Regions from separate parts of the Homo sapiens genome. Here region 2 is linked to region 1. A link is an interaction called in ENCODE POLR2A ChIA-PET data of the cell type or tissue named here. Cell type or tissue: MCF 10A. All regions are shown on one strand. Each heading gives the region's core, and the rest is flanking DNA. Links, peaks and the distances in the headings are about the cores only.

Region 1 (7,856 bases), core at 1,839-5,838:
GAGAACACAATACAGAAACAAAGGGGGCATTGCACAGGGGAAGGTGCAACATAAAGCTACTGTCTATAGACTCAATCACCTACTGCACATGCACACGAGTACCGAGAACCTGCCTGGTGGTTGATGCACCCTTTTCCCAGATGCAGACATGAAGGAGATGTGGGTCCCTGCCTCATGAGCCAGATTCATGTAGAAACCAATGACTTCAGGGCAATATAGATGCCAGTGGCTTTTTCTGTGGTGTAGGGCTGCCAGATTCAGCAAATAAAAATGCAGGATACAAAAAGATGCTACACATCTCATGTCATCATCAGGGAACTGCACATTAAAAAAAACGATGTAGGCCAGGTGCGGTGGCTCATGCCTGTAATCCCAGCACTTTGGGAGGCCGAGGCAGGCAGATCACGAGGCCAGGAGATCGAGACCATCCTGCCTAACACGGTGAAGCCCTGTCTCTACTAAAAATACAAAAAGAAATTAGCCAAGCATGGTGGTGGGCACCTGTAGTCTCAGCTACTCGGGAGGCAGAGGCAAGAGAATGGTATGAACCTGGGAGGCAGAGCTGGCAATGAGCCGAGATCGTGCCACTGCACTCCAGCCTGTGTGACAAGGTAAGACTCCGTCTCAAAAAAAAACCAACAACAATGTAATGCCACTACACACCTGTTAGAGTGCCCCAAATCTGACACACTAACAACAACAAATGCTGGGGAGGAGGTGGAGCAACAGGAACTCTCATTCATTGCTGGTGGGAAAACAAAATGGTACAGCCACTGTGGAAGACAGTTTGGCCATTTCTTGCAAAACTAAACATACTCTAACCATATAAACCAGCAATTATACTCCTCAGTATTTACCTAAGGACTTGAAACTTAAGTCCACACAAAAATCTGCACACAAGTGTTTATAGCAGCTGTATTCACAATTGCCCAAACTTGGAAGCAACTGAGATGTCCTTCAGTAGAGTAGATACATAAGCTGTGGTACATCCAGACAATGGAATTCTATTAGCAATAAAAAGAAATGAGGTACCAGCCATGAAAAGAAGTGGAGGAGTCTTAAATGCATATCGCTACATGAAAGAAGCCAGACTGAGAATGCTGCACACTTTAAGATCCCAGATAACGATATGACATTTTGAAAAAGGCAGCACTATGGAGACTATGGAAATACGATGGTCGCGATGGGTATGCAAGTACAATGGTTGTGATGGGTTGAGGAGAGGGAGGGATGAAGAGGTGGACCACAGAGGATTTTTTTTACTTTTTTTCTTTTTTTGAGACAAGGTCTCACTCTGTTGCCCAGGCTGAAGTGCAGTGGCGGTATCAGGGCTTGGCTCATGCAGCCTCAGACTCCTGGGTTCAAGGGATCCTCCCACCTCAGCCTCCTGAGTAGCTGGGACCATAGGCATGCACCACTACACTTGGCTAATTTTTCTTTTTTTGTGGAGATGGGGGTCTCACTATGTTGCCCAGGTTGTTCTTGAACTCCTGGGCTCAAGTGATCCTCCCTTCTCAAGTCTCTCAAAGTGCTGGAATTACATGCATGAGCCACTGCGCCTGGCTTCAGGAGATCTTTAGGGCAGTGTAATGATTCTGTTTAATACTGTAATGGTGAAGACATGTCATTGTAACGTTTGTCCAAACCCACAGAATGTGCAACCCTGAGAGTGATCCCTAATGTAAACTATGGACTTTAAGTGACGATGTGTCCATGTAGGTTCATCAGTTGTAACCAATGCACCACTCTGGTAGGAATGTTGGCAATGGGGGAGGCTGTACATGTGCGGAGGCGGGGGTATATGGGAACTCTCTTTCTGCTCAATTTAGCTGTGCACATTAAACTGCTCTTAAAACAAGGATGAGCTGTAGTTGAATCTTTTTAAATGCAGGATTCACAGGCAATATGAATTTCAAGTAAGCAATGGATAAATGTTTTAGTGTAAGTATATCCCATGCTATATTTGGGACATACTTATCTTAAACATTTTTTTTGCTGGCAAGCTTACTTTAGAGAGAGATGTAAGAAGAGTCAGAAAATTCAGAGAAGTGGGTGTTGTTTCTTAGTGAACAAGGGGCCAGAGGGTTTGGACCAGTGGTTTCTGGTTCTGAGGAGGGATGTGGCCACCTGACTGCCTCTGCTTCCTCTCCCAGATGGAAGGTGCAGGTCTCTGTTGTATAAAAGGAGGAGGCCAGAGCCCTAGGCTTTGCTTAAAACAGTCTCAGAAATAGGCAGGTCTGCTGTGTTTCCCCATCCAAGGACCCAGTCACACCTCGCTTAGAGGTGGACGGCATCCCCTGGTCCTGTGAGAGCATCCCCTGGTCTGGTGTGGGCACCACAGGCACGGCTGTAGGGGCAGCCCACAGGCCAGGCTTCATGGACGAGCTGCTTCAAGTTACAGCATTTCAGATGCCCTTCGGCACCTGCCGATGTTCTCCGGGACACTGAGGTTTTGGTCGTGGGCATTATGTCAACAGTTTAAAATAGGCATTTTTAGAATCCTGTGATATAATTGCTTTCAGATTCAGCCTTTAAAAAAAGTTTCTTTGAGCCTATGGTGGCTCCAATTCAGAAGAGAACATCTTCTAAGTCACTCCGTGAGACCCACATTTCAGTAGCAGTCTTATGCCATTTCGTTCATTAAACAAGTATTTATTGAGTGCCTGCTGTATGCCAGACACAGTCTGAAGATGCAGCAGGGAACTAGCCACACCCCTGCCCTCAGGAAGCTGACCTTCCAGTGGGGAGACATCAGCAATAGAAGTAAATAATCAATATGCTGGGGACCACCAGGGATGTAAAGAAAGCTGGGTGCGGTAGGCAGGGTACGGCCTCCCAGTGAAGTGTCCAATCCCGGGAGCCTGCGAATATCTTACCTGATGTGGAAAAAGGGGCCATGTAGATGTGACTAGGGCCTTGAGGCGGGGAGATGATCCTGGATTATTTGGATGGGCACGGTGTCATCACAGAGTCCTTAGGATAGGGAGGCGGGGTCCCTGTGGGTAGGAGATGTGGCAACACAAGTGGAAGTCTATTCAGCATGGGACAGAGACTGGAAGATGCTACGCAGCTAGTTTGGCCTCGCAGGTAGGGACCACGAGCCGAGCCAAGGACCACAGGCGGCCGCTAGAAGCCAGACAAGGCAAGGAAACAAGTTCTCCCCGGAGCCTCCAGCAGAACCCAACCCTGATGACCCCTTGATTTTAGCCCAGTGAGACTCCAGACTTTCAGAATTGCTACAGAATAAATGTCTTGTTTGAAGCTACTAAGTTTGTGGTCCTTTGTTGCAGCATCCCCAGGGCACTCCTACGCGAGGTCAGGAAGTGAATTTAATGTTAGTGTAGGGACGGGGGACAGGAAAGTCCTGCCTGACAAGGTGACATTTAAGCGGATGCAGGGTAAAGCGTGGCTTGTTCTGCGGCAGCAGCCACGCTGATCCAGAGCTCAGAGCCCAGCCCAACACTGGGGGACGTGACACAGTGAGGAAGTATGAAGCTCCAGCAGGAACGCCAGCCAGAGGGAGCACCAGGAATGAGTCATGTCAGCCTGGACGTGCCCAGCCCCAAATTCCAGCATAGCTGCTCACCAGCCAGTCACTCGACCTCCCCAAACGTGCTTGTTCTGTTTGTCATCAGTTCAGTGATGTGGCCACAGAATCCGCTCCAAAGGGCCGCGTGGTGGGTTGCGTGGTGACTTCCCGCAGAGGGTACATCCACCCAGGACCTGTGTGTGCGGCCTTGTTTGGAAAAAGGGTCTTTGCAGATGTGATTAAGGAAATGCTGAGGTTATTCTGCATGGGAGCGGCTGTACCTCCAGCGTCCTCATGAGAGAAGAGAAGGGAAGGGCAGAGGACACGGAGGGGATGTGATGGAAACACAGAGCAGACACTGGGGTGATGCATCTACATTCCCAGGAGCATCGTGGATCACCAGCAGGTACCAGATCCCAGAAGAGACAAGGAAGGACCCTCCCCTAGAGCCTCCAGAGGAACCAGCCCTGTGACACCTTGATTTTCGACTTCTGGCCTCCAGCCGGGCGTGGTGGCTCACACCTGCAATCCCAGCAGTTCGGGAGGCTGAGGCAGGTGGATCACTTGTGGTCAGGAGTTTGAGACCAGCCTGGCCAACATGGTGAAACCCCGTCTCTACTAAAAATACAAAAATTAGCCAGATATGGTGACACATGCCTGTAATCCCAGCTACTCAGGAGGCTGAGGCAGGAGAATCGATTGAACCCGGGAGGCAGAGGTTGCAGTGGGCCGAGATTGTGCCATTGCACTCCAGCCTGGGAGACTCCATTTCAGACAAACAAACAAAAAACTGGCCTCCAGAACTGTGACACTAATAGATTTCTGTTGTTTCAAGCCTCCGAGTTTGTGGTTCCCATTTGTTCTGGCAGCTCTAGGAAACTAAAACAAGCTTCGAGGAGGAAAAAGAAAACAAGCATGAAAAGTTCCTATGCACAGGAGGCCCTCACTACGAATTAGCCCTGATTGCTACAAGCCAAGAGCCATTTCTAGAGAACAGACCAAGGAATAAAAATGTGCGCTCTGTTTATCACAACTGGAAAACCAAAGAACAAAAGGGAGAAGTGGCCACCCAGCGCAGATAAAAATATTTAACAATGTTCTATTTCACAATTTTGCCTGGTCTGCTACCCAGACTTGATGATCAATGAGGAGTTTTCTCTTTTTTTTTTTTCCCAACCAAAAAGAACGTGTTGCATAAATTCAGGTTTCCAGGGACCTGAGAAAGGCAGAAAAACAGCCTCTCAAGCTCTCCCCATCAGCCAGGCAGTGGCCTCAGCTTTCCAAACCTCATCAGTGAAACCCTGGGGACGGACTGATGTGGAATAGCCCAGGGAAGGAGGCAGGGGCCTTTTCTAATGACTCTGAAGAAGCCAGGCACAGCTGCTGCCAGGAAAATGAAAGACACAGGTACTGACAATGGAAATTGAATGGAGGTTTTGGAGAAAATGCAGGCAGAAGCAAAGATTTAGGACGTATCTATATCCGAGGTCTTTCCTGGAGAGATGCCTTCTTGGAAGCTGGGTACATCTTCTTACAGAACAAATAGAAGGCTTGCCAGCCTTCTGCTCTCAGCTTCTGAGAATGACTCCATTTGTCACCGCACGCGCTTGTCCCATCTCTGCAGGCAGCTTTGGATGGTGTCCCTCAGGACTCCGTATCTGGCTAATTTTTGTATTTTTAGTAGATACGGGGTTTCACCCTGTTGGCCAGGCTGGTCTTGAACTCCTGACCACAAGTGATCCACCTGCCTTGGCCTCCCGAACTGCTGGGATTGCAGATGTGAGCCACCATGCCCGGCTGGAGGCCAGAAGTTGAAAATCAAGGTGTCACAGGGCTGCTTCCTCTGGAGGCTCTAGGGGAGGGTCCTTCCTTGTCTCTTCTAGAATCTGGTACCTGCTGGTGATCCACGATCCTCCTGGGAATGTAGATGGTGTTTACCAGGGTGCACAGGATAGGGGATAGTGAGAGTCTGAAATCACAGGGCCAGAGTGGAGTTGGAGGGTGACTGGAGGCCCTCTGTCCCTAGAGACCTGGGCCGAGCCAGTTTCCTCACCCGTTAGCCAGGCTGGGTTGCTCGGCGGCCCAGGACACAGCACGACCCCTGCAGGGGCCCAGCTGGGAAACTTCCAGAGCAACCTGCCTACAGGAGGGCAGTGCTGGTCTGACCTGTGTTAAGGAGGGACGGCAGGATGAACTGCCCACCTCGAACAGCCCCTCTTTCCCCGGCGTGTCATGAAAGCCCCTCCTCTGGGGACCCTGTTAGAGTGAACTGCTTCTTCCACAGTTCTTCCAGAACATGCGGCTTATGGCCCCATCACAACACCTGGCATGCTGCTAAGGAGCCGTCAGGAGACAGAAACCACACGGGTATTTCGGCAGCCAGAATTTAATAGAGAAGAATACAGAAGGGATGCTAGCTGGGTGCCAGTGACTTCTCCCCAGCTGATCCACGCACGGTGAGAACTCAGACGTCATGAAGACAACAACAGCAGGACTCAGCCACTCCCACGGAGGTGAGGCTGCCACCATAACAGCAAGGAAGCCAGGAAGTGCAGCCCACAGGGCGTAAACTGAGACTTCCAAGGAGGAAGCGCTGGCTGGCTGGCTAGCTGGGGGGTGTCTCTTGGGGGTGGGGGACACAGGGTCCCTGGTTCGTGAGGGTTGGGAAAATCATAGGCAAGATCCTTTCTGCTATGGGAAGGAAAGAAAAAGAAAGGAGCAGCAGCAGCAGCCGTAGGAGCAGCAGCAGCAGTAGGAGCATGGCCAGAACAGGATCGAGGGACAAAACCTTCCCCATCCAGCCCCGCAGTCCCCTCCAGCATCCCCTGTGCGAGCCAGCCAGGCGCCAAGAACGCCCAGTGTGCAAGGGCAGCTGTGACATGGAGAGGCCAGGGTCACGCACACCCCTTGGGCTGTGCAGCCTCTGTACGCACCCTTCTTCTCCTATTTGCACATCTCTCCAACAGCAAGGCAACTTAAGCTTCTGTCTAACAAGCTGCAAGCATCCTCCACACAAATGAAGATTTTTCTTACCCTCTCCCCCAACTGAGGAGCTGTAGAAGCCATCAGTCATTGTGTCTGTCTTTGGCAGCTGGTCCTAGCACTACCTCTGGGCCATGCCAGATCTTTCTCCTCCTTCTCCTCCTCCTCTTCTTCTTCTTCTTGACAGGGTTTTGCTCTGTCACCCAGGCTGAAGTGCAGTGGTGCTTTCGCAACTCACTGCAGCCTGGCTAGGCTCTAGTGACCCTCCCACTTCAGCCTTTCCAGTAGCTGGGACCACAGGCATGTACCACCATGCCCTGATAATTTTTGAATTTTTTGTAGAGATGGGGGTCTTACTATGTTGCCCAGGGTAGCCTTGAACTCCTGAACTCAAGGGATCTTCTCCTCTCAGCCTCTCAAAGTGCTGGGATTGCAGGTGTGAGCCACTGCCCCAGCTGAGATAGTTCTTAAATCCAATCACCACTTTGATTAGTCCTCTACAGCTGATGTAGCAAATTACCACAAATGTAGTGGCTTCAAATGACACCAATTTATTGCTGCTGTGGTTGAGGAGGTGAAAAGTCAGACAAAAGTCTCACTGGGCTAAAGTCAAGGCATCAGCAGGGCTGGTTCCCTCTGGGCCCTCTAGGGGACAATCTGTTTCCTTGCTTTCTCCAGCCTCTCGAGGCTGCCCAGTGTCTTGGCTGCTGGGCCCTTTCTCCATCTTTTAAGGAGAAACATTGCCTCTTTCGCTCCACTCTTCCAGCTCCCTCTGAACATAGCTGGGAAAGGTTCTTTGCTTTTAAGGATTCATGGGAGTAGGTTTGGCCCATCTGGAAAATCCAGAATAACCTCCCTGTCTCTGAGATCCCACTTTAATCGCACCTGCCAAGTCTCTCTTGCCAGGTAAGGTCACATGTTTGCAGGTTCCAGGGATAAGGATGTGAATGTCTTTGGGGTCCATTGTTCTGCCTACCACAGAGTCCCTTCCGAAAATTCCGTTGGCTACAGACTAAATCAGAAAGCTGATCCCTAACAAAATATGTTTAAAGAATGAGAAGAGAGACAAAAAAATAGTGAATGTCCATAAAAACAATCCCGTGTATGTAGGGATACATGTGCCCATCAGAAGCAAGGCCAGGACACCTGCGCATGGCCATGGTCTGTGTTTCTACAGCTGCCATCATGAGCCCTCTTCCACCATCATTTCATGTCCCCTTTGACCTCAGTTGGGTGGGGTGTCTTACCTGGGTGGGGGAACCAGACACTCATTCCTGAAGGGTCTGAATCCTCAATGGTCTGTCTTTTTGGGGGATAGTTCACCACTCACTTGTACTATTAATTA
Region 2 (7,001 bases), core at 1,122-5,121, 130 kb after region 1:
GCACGTCCTGCACATGTACCCAGGAACTTAAAATTAAAATTTAAATTAAAAAAACACACACACACAGCCTTGGTTTAAATGTGGCCTTGCTGGTCTGTGTCAGACATGTTACAGAAACCCATCCCTCTCCTAAGAGTTCTGCCAGGACCCCTGGCTCCAGGACTTTGCAGCCTGCTTTTGAGCACATGCCCACAGAAATTACTGAATTCCAGTAACATCAAGAATCTTTTCTGGCCAGAATAAAGTCTGGCACATAGTAGGTATGCAACAGTTTTGGGATGAATGAATGGAAAATCAAATCCCTTTTAGAATGGAACAAGATCACAGAACTAATTCGGTTCCATTTTCACCTACAAGGAAAGCTTTTTTAGTAGCCGGAGGAAGAGGTAAAAAGTAGCATCAAGAGAACATGTAAAACCACTAACTTTCACTCAGGAGAAACTTAAAACTCCCAGAGCAACCCCTATATGATTCTCCAGACACAGGGAGGCACTGGCCTCCTCTCTCACCTTTGCAATCCCCAGGTGAAGAGATAGCACCTGTCGGCGTGATTCTCAAGGGGGTTTGTGTTTATTCAGCAATTGTTGGTCTTGCTCGGGGATGTTCTCACTTCCTATTTAAAAATTAAAAAAAAAAAAGATTCTGAAAGACTTAAACAGTGAAAACATCTAGGCCAAACCAGAGCTACTGAAACAAAGAACTCTTTGAAAATCACCTATAATGCAACCCACCCACAACCCTTCTGCTCTTTTCATTAGAGAATGAATCATTCCCTATAACTGAATAATCCGGTTAACAAAAACTAAGTAGAGCAGGATGTTTTTAAATGCACCAAGATCTCTAAAGGGCATTACAAAACTGCCTGCCTTCCTGAGCAGGGATGCTGGGTGTCAGGTGGCCTCTTCTGGGTAGCTCAGGCCACCATCATGCGCAATAATGGCAATGTGCTGTAACACAGCCGTGATCTTAGGGGCCCCGCCCTGTGTGGGCATCAGTCCCTGGCAGCAGCAGCCCCAGAATATTACCTTTTTGCTTTTATGCTCGTGTTTCTACTTTATCTATCACCATCCTTATGGTTGTTTTGGAGTGTGTGACCTTCCAGCGATCTGTCCTACCAAGGACAACAGCGGCCCTAAGACTTTTGCCGGGATGGCCAAGAAACTGGGAGGCTGAAGAGAGCTCGAAGTATGGAGCATCCCTGCCCTCAGCTGTGAGCAGGGGAGGCGTGGGAGGTATCCTGGGGATACTGGAGAGGTAGCCACATGTGTGGAGCAGGCAGAAGGAGGGTCCAGGTCGTCTGGCTGGGACAAGGCAAGGGCAGAGGAAGGTGCAGCTCACTTACATGGGCGGGACATTTACCTGGGCTGAAACGACAGCAATAGGCAGCTGTAGAAGGACACGGGGCAGCTCAGCGTGGAGACGCCGCACATTTCAACCTGACAGTTGAGGCTGTGCAAACAGAAGGTAGTCAGGACTGCTGAAGCCTGACTGAGAGGCATGATGGCACTGTCTCTGCCAGTCGGCAAGTGAACGCAGAGGGCCTCCGTGGAGTCGTTCACGTGAAAACAAATCTCAGATGGAATCTTGCTGTGTTGCCCAGGCCGTACACAAACTCCTGGCCTCAAGCGATTCTCCTGCCTCAGCCTCCCCAGTAGCTGGGACTATGGGTGCCCGCCACCACACCCTGCTGGAGTAGTGGACTTTAACATCCTCACTTCCATATGTCAGGGACCAGTTCCTAATGCCACCTCCGTGAACATCACGTGATGGCCAACCAGATGTTGACTGTCATCACTGGGACTCAACTGGGAAACCCTCTTTTTCCTCCAAATTTGCTGCTCTAGGTGCTAAGGGTCTGTAGGACAGAGCTTTGGGACTGTTAGAATTCTATCAGAAAAAAACGAGACAGAAGGCTATAAGCATGAGTGTGGGCAGGGTGCTGTGGTTCACTTCTGTAATCCCAGCACTTTGGGAGGCCAAGGTAGGAGAATCCCTTGAAGCCAGGAATTCAAGACCACCCTGGGCAATATAGCAAAACCATGATTCTACAAAAAATTAAAAAGTTATCTGAGTGTGGTGGCACACACCTGTAGTCCAAGCTACTCAGGAGGCTGAGGCGGGAGGATCCCTTGAGCCCAGGAGTTTGAGGCCAAGGCTACAGTGAGCCATGATCACACCACTGCACTCCAGCCTAAGCAATGGAGCAAGATCCTGCCTCGTAAAGGAAGGAAAGAGTGGCCGGGTGCCATGGCTCATGCCTATAATCCCAGCACTTTCGGAGGATGAGGCGGGCAGAGTACCTGAGGTCAGGAGTTCGAGACCAGCCTGGCCAACATGGTGAAACTCCATCTCTACTAAAAAATACAAAAAAAAAAAAAAATAGCCGGGTGTGGTGACATGCACCTGTAGTCCCAGCTACTCGGGAGGCTGAGGCAGGAGAATCATCTGAACCTGGGAGGTGGAGGTTGCAGTGAGCCAAGATCGTGCCATTGCATTCCAGCCTGGGTGACAGAGAAAGACTCCATCTCAAAAATAAAAAAAAGAAAGGAAAGAGTGTGGTGGGAGACAGAACTTAACAGCTTCGTGCTTCAGCACAAGGACTCTAGTGCTGGGCAATAAGGATGCTGGCTCTGCACTTGCTGTGAACTGGACAAAATTGAGACTTGGCACTGCTGTTCCCTCCTTGTTAAGTGGGACCAATGGCAAGCATGAGGCCTACCTATCTCAGGGAGTCTGAGTCACTGTACAGCAAGGTCTGAGATGAGGGCCTCGCCTTTGTTCAGGGGGCAGTAAATGCTGGTCACCACCAGGGGCCTGATTTTCAAGCTCCCACTTTTGTTGTCTGATCAGGGGCTTTTCCCCCATCAGCTTCTTCTGCACCCAGAGGGTATCTACAAAAGCCACTGCAGCCGCTGCCCTCCCATCAGCACCTCCCTCCAGGAGACCCCCTTACAGCTTTCTTGTTGCAGGCCCCTGTCCACACCTGTGGTTCTTGTCCCAGCCCAGCCTCATCCTCTGCAGGTGCATTTGCATGAGCTGCCTGGCTTTCTTCCTTTCCTAATGAAAAGATATCATCTACAGACACGAAATGCATTCATTTCAGGTGCAGAGGGATGACTCACATTTGCCTACTCCTGAGTAACTGGACCAGGGCCTAGAATATTTCATGTGCCCTCAAGGCAGCACCCTGTTCCCTTCCAGCTAGGTTACCCCACCCAGCTCCACGGTCCCTGGAGGTAACCACGCTTCTGTCTTTAATTATAATAGTAAATCCTTCCTGCTCTTGGCCACCATATGGAGGGACTCATGCAGTACACACAGTCTCAGGTCTGCTTCCTTCGCTCAACATCCTGTGTGCAGACTCAGCCATGCTGCTGGATGTAGCCATTGCTGCTTTCTTGGTTTCTTTCCATTGCCATTCATTTTTTCACTGTGTAGCTGTACTTCAAATTATTCATTCTACTGCTGATTGATATTTGGGCTATTGCCAACTGTGTCTTTTTTCTTTTTTTTTTTTTTTTAGCTATTTACAATTAATGTCACTATGAACATTCTTGCACGTGTCTTCTGGTGAGCATCCCTGGGAACACTCCCAGGAGTAGAGTTGTTGGCTGATAGGGTACACGAACGCTTGGCTTTAAGAGATGCTGCCAAACAATCTCCCCAAGGGGTTGTTCCCATGTGCACCCCATCAGCAACCAGAGAACACATCTCTACAACAGACAGGCTTCTCAGCCTTTTTCTTTGCCATTCTGGTGGAGATGCAGTAGCTCCTGGTGGTTTTAATTTGCATTTTCCCGATGACTAATGATGTTGAACATATTTTCACATACATTGGTCATTTTGTCCAAGCCTCTTTCTCATCTTAAAAGCATCAGTGTGCCAGTCATTTTCTCCATGATTTGTATGAGCCCCTTATATTAGGTTGGTGCCAAAGTAGCTGCAGTTTTTGTCATTGAAATAGCAAAAGCCACAATTGCTTTTGTACCATCATAATATAATGTGGACTTGAGTCCTCCAGAGGATGAAAGTGTCATTGCAAATAACTTTCCCCTCTTGGTGAATTGCCTTTTCATTCTTGTAGCATTTTCTTTTGATGAAGAGAAGTTCAATTTCATCAATGTCCACTTTTTTTCCTTTTTTTTTTTTGTGGTTAGTGCCTTTTATCATCCTGTTTAAAAATCTTTGCCTAACCAAGATCATTTTCGTATATATTTTTTAAAGACTTTATTGGTTTGCTTTTTCCATGTAGGTTAATAATACATTTCAGTTTTGTAAATGATGCGAGTTGGAGTCAAAATTCATTTTTCTCTGTTTGGGTATCTATATGACTCAAAAGTTCTTATTGTTTTTTTAACTGCTAATTTTTTCATTGAAAAGATTCTTCATTTCTCACTTGGTTGAAATGGTGCTGTATCACCAGTCCGATATGTAACCAGTATGTAAACACATCACCAATATGTAAACGTGGCACACCCATTTATTTATTTAGCTCTTCTTTAATTTCTCTCAGAAATAATTGTGGTTTCCAAAATACAGCAAGTCTTCCATATTTTTAATTAAAATTTCATTCTAAGTCTGCTGTGTTTTCAACACAGTAAATGTTATTGAAAAATTGATATGTTTACTTTTTTGCAAGAATAGAAATAAAATAGATTTTTGATATTGACCGTGTATCCTGCAACCTCACTAAATTCACTTATTAGTTCTAGTAGCTTTTTTTGTAGACTTCTTAGGATTTTCTGCATAACTATTGTGGGGACGGTCAAGACCACTCTCAGGTCTGATGATTCACTAAGAAGGCTCAGGAAACTGCAGCTTCCAGGGAAAGGATAAAAGTCAAAATCAGCAGAGGGAAAAGGTGCATGAGAGTAGAGTCTGGGGGAGACCAGGCATAAACTTCAAAGGGTCTCTCCCAGTGGGGTCATGCAGGACATGCTTAATTTTCCCAGCAACAAGTTGTGACAATACATGTGACATGTTACCAATCAGGGAAGCTCATTTGAGATTAAGCAGCCAGGACTTTTCAGGAGTGCTGGCCTTATACCGTATCCAGCCTTTGCTTGGCATGTGTCAAAATTCTAGACCTCCAGAAGGAAAGCAAGTGAACCAAAAGGCATACTATTTGTACAACAGTCTAGGCACAGTGACCTGCTCTTATCAATTAGAGTGGTGAGAACCCTACCCAAATCTAAATTCCCAGATGCCACTCAAGGGCCTACCTTGCAGGCAGGCCTTTCCAAACATAGTAGTTAGGGCCTGTTGTGTTAACTCTTTCCTTCATAAAAATCTTGTGAATTGTGCTAATTTACTTATTTCTTCCCAATCTATGTCTTTTCAAATCTTTTTCTTGCCTTGTTGCAATCTCTAGGATCTCTAATGTAATTTGGAAGAAGTGGCAGTGAAAATTCTTGCCATGTTCTTGATCTTATGATGAGAGAATCCAATATCTCATCATTAAATATGAAGTTAGCTGTAGGTTTTCTATGGATGTCTTTGCGTTTTTATTATGAATTAGTGTCCTTTTTTCTCCATCTATTTCATATAATAAAGTGGTTTTTCTTCCTTATTAAGTTAATGTGATTCATCATCAGTTGACTGTCCTATTCTTTTTGAGAGCTTTATAACATTCCATCATGTGGATGCACTTAATTAAACAGTCACCTCTTGATTTGCATAACTTGTTCCCGATCTTTTCACGGTTTTTTTGCACAGGACACTGCAATGCACAGCCTTGAACTTGCAGCCATTTCGCACATGGCAGGATATAACTGTGAGGACACTCCTAACAGTGGGATGTGTGGGCATAGGACCACCACACCCTGGAGATCTTAGTGTATTCCAAGGTACAGAGGGCCGTGGTGAACCTCCCTGCAGCTCCCTGCAGCTCCCTGCAGTCCTGTCCAGGGGGAAACAGCCCAGATGGTTCTGCAGACGCCTTTGCTGCCCTCCCCAGGGTCATCTCCAAGTCTTAAAGGGAAGGCAGCTCTTCCTGCCTCTACTCAGCCTCCACAGCAGCATTTCTCATCTGCAAGGCAAGTCAAGAATTCTTTCTCAAGACAGAGTGGAGTTCACTCCCAGTTAAAGAAAAAAATAATAACCATGTAATTCAAATGCCTCCCGCCTCCTCCTCACTTATCTAAGTCTGTAGCCTTCCAAGTGTGCTCAGGGGTAGGAAGAAGTGAGCCAACAACAAGGAAACCAGTTCCAGAATTGGCACTTCCATTGCAGCTAAGTGTTGCAAACAGTTCTGCAACTGAAATCCCTGGCCAGAAAGCTTGGCGGCCGATGTCTTGATGATCCTGGCTGTGGGGATTTGCATCAGTAGTTCTAACTGGGCTTTGACTGAGGTGGAGCAGTGCCAGAGGCCCAGGGAGGTGGTGGGCATGGCTATTGCTGTGTCAATATGGGAGGCTGCAGCAAGAGAGGTCTGACAGTCCACAGGGCGGCTGAGGCCCTCAGAACGACCCTGGCTTTTATTCTGAGCAACATGAGAAGACCTTGGAAAGTTCTGAGCAGTGGAGTGACAGCATGTGACTCACATTTTGATGGGATAGTCTGGCTGTTGAGCCGAGAACAGACTGTGGGCGGGGGCAGGAGGCAGGGAGACATGCGCTGAGGCTAAGAGAGGACAGAGCCTGGGACGGGGGCACCCGGTAGATGGAAAGCGGTCAGATCCTGGACATTTCATGGGCACAGCCACAGGCTTGCCCTCTGATGGAACGTGGCGTGAGGGAGGGGAGTCAGGGATGATACCTGGTTTTCGGTTAGAGCAACTGACATTTATGGGAAAAGGTCAGTACTGATTGAGGGGGTGAAGTCGAGTAACCTTTCAGATGCTGAGTGAGGTGTAGAGGGAGCATGTGGACTCATGAGCGGCGTTCAGGACAAAGGCATGGCTGGAGATGAAACCTTGGAGTCACCAAGCCGTGGAGGTGTTTAAAGCTGTGAGCCAGGTGGACTTGCCTGGTACTTGCCTCTTGCTAACAGCCATCTTGCAG

Evidence for each region. Peaks named below come from ENCODE experiments on the same cell type or tissue, not always from the same donor. Only the 100,000 strongest peaks of a DNase experiment are listed, where the experiment ranks them.
Region 2: POLR2A ChIA-PET joins it to region 1 with 5 read pairs; 4 of 35 experiments call an interaction of 5 or more read pairs at or near these places.

Annotation. Positions count from the first base shown.
Region 1 is chr11:71,295,972-71,303,827 of GRCh38, forward strand. No RefSeq gene overlaps it. Among named protein-coding and RNA genes, the nearest start is that of SHANK2, 47 kb to the left of the region's middle. RefSeq lists enhancers at 2,932-4,131, 5,216-5,873. In MCF 10A, for the core only: no CTCF peak of the experiment used is centred there; a DNase peak (open chromatin) is centred at 3,530.
Region 2 is chr11:71,422,825-71,429,825 of GRCh38, forward strand. It overlaps the pseudogene ACTE1P and a transcript of DHCR7 not described here. Among named protein-coding and RNA genes, the nearest start is that of DHCR7, 22 kb to the right of the region's middle. RefSeq lists a silencer at 678-727. In MCF 10A, for the core only: a CTCF peak has its summit at 3,851; a DNase peak (open chromatin) is centred at 3,157.